Linked DNA regions of Homo sapiens: region 2 is linked to region 1. Evidence: chromatin loops called from intact Hi-C (ENCODE). Cell type or tissue: psoas muscle. All regions are shown on one strand. Each heading gives the region's core, and the rest is flanking DNA. Links, peaks and the distances in the headings are about the cores only.

Region 1 (5,000 bases), core at 1-5,000:
TCAGGTGTTTGAGACCAGCCTGATCAACATGGTGAAACCCCGTCTCTACTAAGAATACAAAAATTAGCCAGGCATGGTAATGCATACCTGTAATCCCAGCTACTTGGGAGGCTGAGGCAGGAGTATCACTTGAACCCTGGCGGCAGAGGTTGCAGTGAGCCAAGATAGCGCCACTGCACTCCAGCCTGGGCAAAAAGAGTGAGACTCCATCTCAAAATATATATATATAGTATTGAGAGGGCTTACATTTGTCAGCATGTAGTTTATAGGATTATGTGTAAAGAAAATTATAAGGGGAAAGTCTCTAGGTGCTGCTACAGTATGAAGGCATTCAACCTAGAGCCCCAACATACAGAATGGTTGTAGCTTTATTTTATATTGGAACTCAAAATATAGACTTAGGGAGATCTGTTCAGGTATGTAGATATGTTACGAAGTTTATATTAAACCCAGGTGGCCTAAGAACCCTAAGCAGGAGGATCCATTCTAAATACCTTAGGGGCAGAGGGGGAAGGGAATATTGAACTAGGAAGTCACTTAGTTGAGAAAGTAAAGTTTACTTAGTTAACATTTATGATAATGGAGGTTGGGGCAATATGGTATTATATAAAAAGGGCATGGACCTTCCACTCTATTATACTTTGTTTGAATTCCATTTTCATTATCTTTAGGAGCTATATAGCCTTGGGTATGAGACATAATCCCCTTGAGCCTCAGAAAACTAAAATGAGGGTGAGACTACTTCTTTCATTAATTACTCTGAGGATTAAATGAAGTATCTTTGAGATTAATGAAGTATCTAGAACTGTGTAAGGCACATTATAGGTTTCCAGTAGATAGTAATAGCTAATACTTATTGAATAATTGCTACGTGCCAAACATTTGATAAATGTTACATGAATTATCTCCATTAATCATTACCAGCCCTCTGTGAAGTAGCTATTATTATTATCTCCATTTTACTGATGGGAAAATAAATGTTTTAAATCAGCTAAATAACTTTCCCAAACTCACCTAGCTAGTTCTCAGACTTCAGCCCTTGTGCCCTTAACCACTCTGTGAATTCTTATTTTTTCTATTATACCTGCTTTCTTCTGGTAGAATCCTTATAATTGCATCCACCCTGAAAACAACTGCTTGCAATATAGTCCTTCCTCTGCTCCATTTTTCCATGGTGGATACCCCAGTATAATGTCTATTTAACTGTTTTTGGTTTAGGATTTAGTTTTCCAAAATCACTGTGGAGTGGAACCAGCCAGTTCACCAGAAATTCAAACTTGAATGCAGAGTGAGGTTTTAATGTTTTTTACCTTTCTCTGAGGTAAGGGATACAGGGAAAAGGATTTAGATCTTTTTTTTTTTTTTTTTTTTGAGACCGAGTCTCGCTCTATCGCCCAGGCTGGAGTGCGGTGGCGTGATCTAGGCTCACTGCAACCTCTGCCTCCCAGGTTCAAGCGATTCTCCTGCTTCAGCCTCCAGAACAGCTGGGACTACAGGCATGTGCCAGCAGATCCAGCTAATTTTTGTATTTTTAGTAAAGATGGGGTTTCACCATATTGGTCAGGCCGGTCTCAAACTCCTGACCTTGTGATCCACCTGCCTTGGCCTCCCAAAGTGCTAGGATCACAGGCATGAGCTACCGTGCCCGGCCGGGTTTTGTTTTTTTTTTTTTTGAGACTGAGTCTTGCCCTGTAGCCCACGCTGGAGTGCAGTGGCGCGATCTTGGCTCACTGCAACCTCTGCCTCCCTGGTCCAAGCGATTCTCCTGCCTCAGCCTCCTGAGTAGCTGGGACTACAGGCACGTGCCACCACACCCAGCTAATTTTTTGTATTTTTAGTAGAGATGGGGCTTCACCATGTTAGCCAGGATGGTCTCAATCTCTTGAGCTGGTAATCCGCCCGCCTCGGCCTCCCAAAGTGCTGGGATTATAGGCGTGAGCCACTGCGCCTGGCCCCCCCCTTTTTTTTTTTTTCTTCTCTCCCTCTGTGTTGCCTAGGCTGGAGTCCAGTGGCATGATCACAACTCACGACCCCCTGGGCTCAAGTGCTCCTCCTGCTTCAGCCTCCTGAGTAGTTGAGACTACAGGCACATGTGACTATGCTTGGCTAATTTTTTTATTTTGTAGAGACAGGATCTCACTATGTCGCCCAGGCTAGTCTTGACCTTCTGGCTTTAAGCTCTCCTCCTGCCTTAGCCTCCCAAAGTGCTGGGATGAGCCACCACGCCTGACTGATAATGTGATCGCTTAATATACCATTTTGTCCTCTAGTTTTCAATTAAGCTGCATAGATTAATAAAAAATTAATAGAAAGATATGTAGATGTAGATATATCTCATAAATAGCACTGACTCTGTTTCTTATGAGACCATAGAATTGCTTCTCCCAAAATGAAATCAAATCAATATTTATTGAACTACCTAAGTAATTCTTTAATCTTCCAGCTTGCTTTTTCTGTCCTGGGAATTCTCTTCACCCTCCTTGGGTGAATAAGAATTTATAATAAATAAGAACAATTTGCTGTATCTATAACTTGTATTTACTCATTGCTGTGAGTAATTGAATAGTAGTGAAAGACTGTGCTGACAACAGAAAAAATGAGTATACTCTGACAAAAGTATGTGTCAAATAGATTGTTATTTCAGTTTGATTTTAGAATTTTTTTCCGTATACAGTCCAGTGCTTTTAGAATTTTGTTATGGAATTAGAAGAACAAATAGAGATTGATCTGACTAAAAAAGGTATATTGTTATAATTCTGAATCACTTAATGCTGGCCTATAGTCCCCTGCAGGTAGAGGTCAAAAGCTCCCATTGATTTTGTGACAGAAATTTGTATCAGGCATAGTAGTCTATAGTTGGAGAGGTGAGATATTAACACATGAAAATAAACAATAACACACAGAAATATGCTGTCTTGAAGTTTAGATAAAAGGATTCATGGCATTATGGCTCAAGATGTCCTGAGAGACCCTCAAGCTATAGGATTATGGCACTATTACTCCCTTAGCTCTTTGAAAACTCTGGTTTGATGCTGCGATTAGGGTTCTGTGCTGTTTCAGAGTCACAGTGAGCACAATGTGACTTTCGGATTTGGTTGTATAGGATTGACTTATTCTGACTTAACCTTTTGGAGAAATGTAAGAATTTTCTCTGATTTTAGTAGAGTACTTGACTTTTCTATATTTATTTATGAAGTTTCAGGCTCAGATTTTACATTTTACTAACAAATATTCACAGTAATTAACACTTTTTAAGGAATTAAGTAAGAATAGTTTTATTCAATGTTGAAGCAAAACAAGGTATTTGACATTTAAAAATTTTTTAAATTATTGAGTAATTTTCTAAAGAAGAAATAGCTTTATAATTTTATTTTTTATTTTTATTTTATTATTATTATTTTTTTGAGATGGGGTCTTGCTCTGTCGTCTAGGCTGGAGTGCAGTGGCATGATCTCTGGTCACTGCAGCCTCCACCTCCTGGGTTCAAGCAGTTCTCCCACCTGAGCCTCCTGAGTATCTGGGATTACAGGTGCATGCCACCATGCCTGGCCAAGTTTTGTATTTTTAGTAGAGACAGGGTTTCACTATGTTGGCCAGGCTAGTCTTGAACTCCTGACCTCAGGTGACCTGCCTGCCTTGGCCTCCCAAAGTGGTGGGATCACAGGCATGAGCCAACCTGCCCAGCTGCTTTGTAATTTTATATGATTATTAATAATACCTGCTCATTGTAAGATTTTCAGACATCTATAGAAGAGTATGAAGTAGAAGCTAAAAATCACCTCTAATCTAGCTACCCATCAGTGGTCTTTGAAAGTTTTCCTGTGGATTCTTTCAAATATTTTAATATAAAAATGGTATCTTACTCTATATACTATTTTGTAACCCACTGATTTTCTTTTTGTTAGTAAATATAGATCGGTATCAGCAATGTACACTATAGTGGCCAGTAGTTACTTGTGGCTGTTTACATTAAAATTAAAATTAATTAAAATTCAATTTAAAATTAACTCAATTCTTTAGTTGCACTAACCACATTTTAAGTGCTCAGTAGGCACATGTGACTAGTTGTTACTGTATAGGACAGCACTGATCTACATTACTATTTGTTATGGTTGCATGGTAAAGGTATTTCTCTCCACACCCAAGCCCTGAATTCTACGAAGTTTTATCCAAAAAGGTTATGCCAACTTGAATTTTTACTAGCAATATGGGAGTATTGGTTTCCCCAGGTAGTAGTAGTATTCTTTTAAATCTTTATCCATCTGAAAGTTGGAAAACAGTATCTTGTTTTAATTTGTAAGTTTTTGACTACTGGTGAGATTGAAAATCTTTTGAAATGCTTAGTTGGCCTGGCCTGTCTTTTGCGAATTGTCCACTGGGTTTTGTTTTGTTTTTTTTTTTTTGAGATGGGAGTCTTGCTGTGTCGCCCAGGCTGGAGTGCAGTGGCATGATCTTGGCTCAACTGCAGCCTTCACCTCACAGGTTCAAGCGATTCTCCTGCCTCAGCCTCCCGAGTAGCTGGGGCTACAGGCATGTGCCACCATGCCTGGCTAATTTTTTGTGTTTTTAGTAGAGACGGGGTTTCACCATGTTAGCCAGGATGGTCTTGATCTCCTGACCTTGTGATCCGCCCACCTCGGCCTCCCAAAGTGCTGGAATTAACAGGCGTGAGCCACCGTGCCCGGCCCACTGGGTAGTTTTAATGTGTACAAGTTAGTGATTTCTAGTGATATGTAACTAGGAAAGAAATAATGTTAATAAGCTTGATGATATTATGTATTAAAGCAGTGAAATTTTAAACTGCCACTTTTTTATACTTTGATTTTCTGATTAAGATAAAGGTTGAGATTATGGTTTGACATTGGTTCAATTGACTTATCACAGGTAATTCAACAGGCATTGCATCGGCCCCCCAGCTCAGCTGCTCAGTACCTTCAGCAAATGTATGCAGCCCAACAACAGCACTTGATGCTGCATACTGCAGCTCTTCAGCAGCAGCA
Region 2 (8,292 bases), core at 1,316-6,315, 190 kb after region 1:
TTAAAAAATGTTTTACTGAAAGTATTATGTCTAATAAATGATCTACCACTGCAAAAATATTAAACGCCTCTGCCATAACTAATTTTTAAAGCACATCTATTTGCAGATTAAGATATAATAATGTATGGTATATTTCAAAATAAGTAAATTTCAAATGTCTCACAATAAATGATAGGCAAGAAAGGTGATCAATATGCTAATTATGTTAATTAGCTTGATTTAAACATTCCACATTGTACACATACACCAAAACATCACATTGTACCCCATAAATGTATACAATTATGATCTGTCAATAAAAAATAATCTTATTAAAAAATTTTTTTAAAGATGTATTAAATCCTTTTTCTGCAGACAGAACACATCTTACCAAGCCTGAGTTTTGAGATTTGACTCAGAAAGTAGTACCATATATTTCTTGATTTACCTCCATTAATTTTTCTTAAGCTTTACTGAAGCTCCAAATTACAGTCCAACTGCTCAATACCAACCTTCTTGAGGTCAATTTTATAATAACAATACTTACCAACAGCAAGGAGAAGAATACTGGCTACAAAACAGCCTGCACCCACACTGAGGTAATAAACACCTACTCTCATTTCTGCTGGCCAAAGGGGGAAGAGGGTGGCCGCTATTACTGCAATCACTGGAACAAGAAATGACAAAAGTTAAATTTTAGAATAAAAACTTAAATGGTATGGCTGCACTAACAGAAACATATCCCTGGGGGAAAAACTGAGAAACATAAACACAGTGAAATATAAAATTGCCATTTTTATAGGTAAAAAATGGTCAATTATGAGCAATTTCATATTGTTCAACCTAACATTTTATACTATTCTTAAACTAGTTTTTATTAGTGTAAATTACATATAATTAGAAAAAAATGCTATGTAGAAATTCAAAACTGTTGCCTCCTTAATTTATCAACTGCCCCCTTTTTCAAGCTATATCTACTTTATTTAAAAAATACTAAGATATTTGCCTACTAAGTAAGGGAGCTAAAAGAAACAACAGAACAACAAAGCCAACAAAAAATGATTTCCAAGACCCCTCTCTGGAGATTCTTCTTCTGGGGTGGAGCTCTGACATCCACAGACTGAAAGATTCCCCAGGTGATTTCTGCTACAGATGTATTTTTTGGTGCTTAGGGAAACTGTTTACAAGTGTCTCCAGTTTTTTTGCAAGTAAAGTGGGGACACAAGAAAGAATTATAAGAAATTAGAAGCCTGGTTATTAGGTCTTTAGAATAAGACCAGGATTAAAATTCTAGCTCCATCACTTATAAGCTATGTAACCCTGGGCAAGTTACTTAACTCTTTTGAGGCTAAGTTACCTTATATTTAATAAGTCTCTTCCTATTCTTCAAAGGTTGTTGTGAGGATGAAATGATATATTGTACGCAAAATATCTAGCAAAGTGACTAGTACTCTTATTATAAAAGAGTTATTTTGCTTTTTGTTTTCTGAAACAGAGTCTTACTCTGTCACCCAGGCTGCAGTACAGTGGCATGATCTTGGCTCACGACAGCCTCGACCTCCTGAGCTTAGGTGATCCTCCCACCTCAGCCTTCTAAGTAGTTGGGACTACAGGTGTGAACCACCACACCCGGCTAATTTTTTGTAGAAACGAGGTTTCGCCATGTTGCCTAGGCTGGTTTCGAACCCTTGGATTCAAGCCATCTCCCTGCCTTGGCCTCCTAAAGTGTTAGGATTACAAGTGTGAGCCACTGAGCCCAGCCTTAAAGAGTTATTTTGAATGGGATCCTATCATACCATATTGACCAAGCTTATTTTAACTGCTACCTATTTTTTTTTTTTCTGTTTGTTAAATCATTCTTTCCCCATAAAACCTCCTGGAATACACACGTTAAAAAGCAAATCAAAAACAAATCAAACCCCCAGCACTTTGGGACAACGAGGCAAGTGCCCAGGAGTTTGAGACCAGCCTGGGCAACATGGCGAAACCCCATCTCTACAAAAAAATACAAAAATTAGCGGGGTGTAGTGGAGTGTGCCTATAGTTCCAGCTACTCAGTAGGCTGATGTGGGAGATCACCTGACCCCAGCAAGTCGGGCTGCAGTGAGCCATGATTGTGCCATTGCATTCCAGCCTGGGTGACAGGAATGAGACCCTGTCACAAACAAGCAAATCAAAAGGTATAGAGAAAATTAAGTCTTCATCTAATTCTTATTCCACTTCCCAGAGGTTAAGTACTATTAAGCTTACCTGTATTCTCAGAGACTGCCTATATATAATTAACTAGCTACAGGGACTTTTTTTCTAAATAAGTAAATGAGCTTATACTATTCTTACTCGTCTGTAACTTTCTTTTCTTTTTTTATCTATTCTAGGTATAATATCCTTGCACATGTACGTTTGTGCAACTGTGATTATGGCATAGGGTAAATTCCTTAAAGTGGAATTTATTAGATCAAATGGTATAAGCATTTTGAATTTGAAAGATATTTGCTAGATTATACTCAAGTATAGTCTAAGGGATTTGGAAAAAAACAGATAATGTGTCAATGCACACACTTTGTGCAACTGTATGGGAACAGCCTAGAATTGCTGGGTCACTGCAGACACATAAAATTTCAAAGATACTGACAAACTGCCCTTTACAAAAATTAAAACAATAGACATACCTATCAACTGTTAGAGAGAGCTGATTTTTTTCTAAGACCTTTAATGTTAAGGTTTGCAAGACTCTTAATCACTACAGCTTTAATTTGTATATGAGTGTGATTAAGTATCACTCATGATGATTGGTCATTGTATTTCTTTATCTGTTAACTACCTTGACCATTTTTCTATCAGTTTGTTAATCTCTTAAAAGATCTTTAATATGTTTCAAATATTTTCCTTAGTGTATTATTTATCTTCTGACTTTATTTAAAGTATTTTTAAAATGACAACTATTTTATGTTAAATTTAGGAACATTTTCTTTTACAGTATCTGCATATTGTTTTCTAAATTTTAGATTGCACTTTATAGCTATTAACATCTCACTACTTACCAAGAATTAATCCCATGACAAATGTTTTAAAGTGAACTGGGTCATAGATCCATACATACACCTAGAAGAATCAAGAAACCTCGGTGCTTAAAAGTTCTAATGTCACATTAGAAAGTAATGCTTAATTCTATATTTTAGGTCCCTTAAAGCAGTCATCAACCTCTTAACATACGAGAAGTAATTTCTAAGGTAAATAAATTCCAAAGATCTTTCCTTCAGTAGTAGTGGTTCTTCTGGCGCTAGAAAATGATTATAGGATAACTATAAATTCTATAAAGCACTTAAGTAAATTTGTATGTTCTTACATACACTTAAAAATTTGTTTGACTGGGCTTGGTGGCTCACGCCTATAATCCCAGCACTTTGGAGGCCAAGGCGGGCAGATCACTTGAGGTCAGGAGTTCAAGACAAGCCTGGCCAACATGGTGAAACCCTGCCTCTACTAAAAATACAAAAATTAGCCAGGTGTGGTGGTGGACGCTTGTAATCCCAGCTACTCGGGAGGCTGAGGCAGGAGAATTGCTTGAACCCAGGAGGCAGAGGTTGCAGTTAGCTGAGATCACACCACTGCACTCCAGCATGGGCGACAGAGCAAGACTCTGTCTTGGGGGAAAAAAAAATTGTTCCATGTGTGCACATCATTATTTATTCAACCAAAACACCAGCAACTGCCAACCTTTTTGTCCCTAATGTAATGATGAACCAGTCTGGGATAAAAGCGCAGTTAAGACAGATTCCAGCCAGGCCCTATTACAGATCTAGTATCACTCAACTCCACACTTTTCTCTCCTGAGAAGACACAAAGATCAATTATTAAAGATCATGCTTGGTGAACATAGTCTCTATGACTGTATTAATTTCATTGCCTACTCCTCCATGGAGGGCCCATAAGCTGGGAACCACTACTTCAAAACTTAATTTACTTTTATCAGGCTCTTATTTTACACAACAGAAATTTACTTCATTCAGATCAGAACTCTGTTTGATCATTCATCCATAAAACTCAGTTTTATTTCTTAGTTTCTATAAATAACAGTACTCTTCCCTCTTATTTCTATATTGACCAGAACTCTTTATTGTCTTTCCAACGTGGTTCTTCAATTTTTAACACCAGAGGTTCCACTTTAACCTCTTATTTTACTCTGCCCATTTCCTTGGGAATCAGATTCACAGATATTACTTCTGCCAGTTTCCATTCTAAAAAAACATGTTTTTTTAAAAAAGATATTTCACAACTTTAAAAGTTATGGAGTGCATGCTGCTTTCTACAGAATAAAATCTAGGCTTCTCAGGATACCAAGCACCCATGCGTTTGCTCAGGCTGTTTCCTTCCCTAACAGACCTAACCTCCTTCCTGGCACGCCTGGCAATCTGCCAGTCATCTTCAAGTCTAAGCTCAAATGTCCTTTAGACCCTTCTTATCCTTCCTGACTAAATTAACTATTCCTACCTGGTGCTTTCACACCATTAATGCTTACCACACTGTACTATATTAACATGTTTAAGTGCCTGTATCTTTGCTAGACCATTAAGAGATTTTATCCTACTTATCAAGCTATTCCCAACGCCTATAAAAATAAAAATTTCTATTACAGTGGTTCTCAACAAGGGGTTCACATCAGTCACCTGAGGACACTTTATTATAGATATATAATCCTCCCCCACAATCCCACTCTAGATAGTCTCATGCAAGTAAGAATTTCAAACACACAACCCTAGGAGCCATGACTTTATAGATGTTACTATTGTATAGGTATAACAGGAAAGGATATATCCTGAAATTCACAACAGTTCAATGCCCAGTATATAACTCATGTTTACGTACTGGTGAAGTGACTGAATTAAGCAGTCTTTATGGAAGGCTACCACCATACAAATCTTCCATTACAAATGATAAGCATAAAGCATCAAGAAATGTTAAAAATTTTAAGCCCCTCAAGTGATGTGTCTGACTTACATTCTGTAAGAGATAGAGACTTGTAGCTATCTCCTATTCTGCTCTTTTTTCTTTGATAATAATGGAAACCCTACATTTCGGCTGGGCAAATAATCATCCTGTATAAAAAGTGCATTTCCAAGATTTTACTTCTCATATGCATGACCATGTGACTATGTTCTGGCCAATGGAATTCAAGCAGAAATGAAATTACCAGCTTTCTGGACAGTGTCCTTAAACTGGTCTCCTTAAAGAGGAGACATATTCTTCACTCTCCTTTCCTCTTTTCGATGCAGATATAAGATTGGCAGTCATTCTGGACCATAAGGTAACCTTAGCTAGAAGCCTCAGACAGAGGAGAAAAGAAGAGCTGGGATCCACCATGGAGCTGACGTATCTGTACAGCTTACCTACAGATTTCACTGATAAAAAAGAAATAAGCATCTATTTTGTATTAAGATGCTTTTATTTCAGGTTTCCTATCACTCACAGTCAAATCTGACTTTTAAAAATCTAAATAAGAGAAATTATTGATTTTTAAAAATGGAGTAGCTTTTATACATTTAAGAGCATAATTAGATTTCTCAAAATTTTTCCTTTTATTAGTGAAGGCATCAAACATCTTTCTAAAAACTCCTATAGAAAACTGAACTTCTAGTTATAGGCTTACTCTCACCTCATTTCCATCCAGAAAAACCTGATCATCATGTGGCTCAAGTTTGAATTTTTTCTTAGTTTCCTTCTTTTTAGGAGTTCCTGGAGTTTCCTCCTATGAAAACACAAGTTGGACAGAAGAAATAACACAAGTAAGCAAGAAATATGATGTTCATACAGTCAAAAAACTTTCACTGACTATTTGTAACACAGAAATAAAAATTCTCAACCACGGTATTTATAACAACTCTAATATAGTTATCTCAGGTAGGTGTTGCATAATACTTAAATGTGCTCATAGGCCAGTAGTGTTCATGTGCACATAATGATTTTTAAATTTTTACTTAATTTTAGATTAACTCACCTTTTTGGATTCTTCCTTTTCACCATCTTTTTTTTTCTCTTTTTCTTTTTTTGTCTTCTCATCCTTTATATTTTCTTTCTTGCTCTTTTTATCTTCTTCTTTTCCACTTTCAGCTTTTCCTTTATCTTTTTCTTTCTTTATGTCTTTATCATATTTCATTTTCATTACTTTTAGGGCTCGGTGAAAAAACTGCTTCTTTAAAAGCCTTTGGGAAAAACAGGTATGGCATTACACTCCCCATATAGATAGAGACTGAAAAGCAAAAATATCAAGACCTGAATAAAATAAGCAAAGGAAGGCATAAATTAGCAACACAAGAGAAATTACAACTAGTATGCCCGTGAAAAAGTAGTCAACTCTACCACTAAATCAAAACACTTTACAGTCAATTATATAAAAGTTGTCAAAACTCAGTGATATTCAATATAATTTTCACTTTTAATGATGTACCTTAAGTATAAAAGAGATTATAGGTTTGAGATTATCCATATAAAGACTCTTTCTGGGTTCATATAATCAAGACTCAGCTTCACTTTATGTTAAGTCTCAAATGCAAGAGCTGACGTAATAAAGAAAGGAGAAAATAAACAGTTTAAGAAATGTTAACAGATTAAAAGTGATGATTTGATGGGTCCAAATAATGTCTTTTCAGCTTTCTTGGTGTTATTTTTTCTCCAAGTACTTCGCAATTCAGTGTGCCACTGTAATGATTATCTTCAATTAAGCAATGATTAAATATACTAAGGTGAGATTTTTGGACTCTGAAAAGGACGTGCACAACATCAAATTGAAAAATGTGCAATATATTTGGCAAAACATGATGTATTCCTGGTTTCACTAATTTCTCTCTAAATAGATTGTTTTCTCTCTTTTTATCAGTTATTACTATATTTTATATTCTCACCTTAGGGCCTTCACACTGGCTGTTCCCTTTACTTAGAATGCTCTTCCCCCAAATAAGCAGGTCCTTTTGTTTCACTCCCTTCCTTCAAGTTTTCCCTCAACCACAACCTACTCTGTTTAAAACATAAGCCCACCTTCCCATTCTCTCGTTTCCTGTTACCCTATCCATAGCACTTATCTTCTAACTCACTATATAATTTGTAGTAGTTGTTTGCTCCTTCACTAGACGGTAAACTTCTTAAGAGAGAGAGAGATCCTTGCTTTATTCATTTTTTATCTGACCCCAGATTAAGTCAACGTTGCTTGGTAGTTTCTCTTTAACCTTACAATCCTACTCAAGAAATTGGGTTGCCCTTATTTTTGTCATCTAAAAGTCACTTTTTCAAATCTCATGTTCTAGTTTCAGAATTTCTGATTGGTTTCTCCATTCCTGCTTTGATAATGTCTAATTGCCACAATACAATCTAGAAGCTACGTCTCACTACCACCACTGGTGCCTGCTAATGGTGACTATCTAGCTACCTTTCTACTTACACCTCACTGGTGCCTGCTCCAGCACATCACAGCACTTGTTAACTAGATGCTTTCTTCCTGCCCAGATAACCACTTCTTTTTGTCACTGTGTTCAGTCCCCTGAAGCACCTATGTTTCTATGTTTTACCTGCCTGGCTGGGCTTCCATCTGCTCCCCAATTAGGTCCAGCCTATGAGCACTTCCACAAAGCTAATTTCTAGGTTTCCTCATTTGGCCCATACTACTTATTTGGAAGAGCTATTTTTAAATTATGTAAATATGATTGTGCATATAATTGTGCAAATGTTCAAACTGCCCCTCAAAATGCTACCATCATATCTGCTATGAATACATATACATATATAAACAAACAAGAATCTGAAATGAGACCTTAATGATTAACTACTTATGAGTACAAAGTGGGATTTAAGAATAGTAGTGGCATATTTGAATATGAAGTGTAGTCTTACATTTTTTACTCCAGAATGTCTTACAAAAAAAATCTATAATGAAAATATATTCTAATTTTCTTTGTGCACTTATATGATTTCCAGATTTTCTTTCAGGAACATTTATTTCCACTCCAAATGAAAATAAAAATACATCCTGTTCCTCATATGTTAATTGAAAAAGCAGCATTTTATAATGCAGTTAATATACATGTCCATATATTAAGAGTACATGTGTACACATACAGATACTTGAAGTATATATTCTCAAATGGTAATGTGGCTGGCTATCTACGAAGCAACATTATTAGTAATTTGGATTTTCTTCTAAATCATTTGCAACAGTTCCCATTTTCTTAAATTTACTTTAGTGGAAAAAATGATTCTTAATAAAGAATTTTAAAAACAAACAATGCAACTTTAGTAGAAAAAAGCCTTTTCCCTGATGAGTAG

What was found. A loop is a pair of places that touch in the nucleus more often than their neighbours do. Peaks named below come from ENCODE experiments on the same cell type or tissue, not always from the same donor. Only the 100,000 strongest peaks of a DNase experiment are listed, where the experiment ranks them.
Region 2: a loop joins it to region 1, with 3 times the contacts of the local background. A loop is called at or near these places in 2 of 110 quality-filtered maps.

Annotation. Positions count from the first base shown.
Region 1 is chr3:170,172,597-170,177,596 of GRCh38, reverse strand. It overlaps PHC3 (polyhomeotic homolog 3), which reads left to right. Exons shown (of 15, transcript NM_024947.4): 3 at 4,885-5,000. Among named protein-coding and RNA genes, the nearest start is that of PHC3, 6.6 kb to the left of the region's middle. In psoas muscle, for the core only: no CTCF peak of the experiment used is centred there; no DNase peak of the experiment used is centred there.
Region 2 is chr3:169,980,594-169,988,885 of GRCh38, reverse strand. It overlaps SEC62 (SEC62 preprotein translocation factor), which reads right to left. Exons shown (of 8, transcript NM_003262.4): 4 at 5,975-6,179; 5 at 5,633-5,725; 6 at 3,021-3,081; 7 at 527-646. Among named protein-coding and RNA genes, the nearest start is that of SEC62, 18 kb to the right of the region's middle. In psoas muscle, for the core only: no CTCF peak of the experiment used is centred there; no DNase peak of the experiment used is centred there.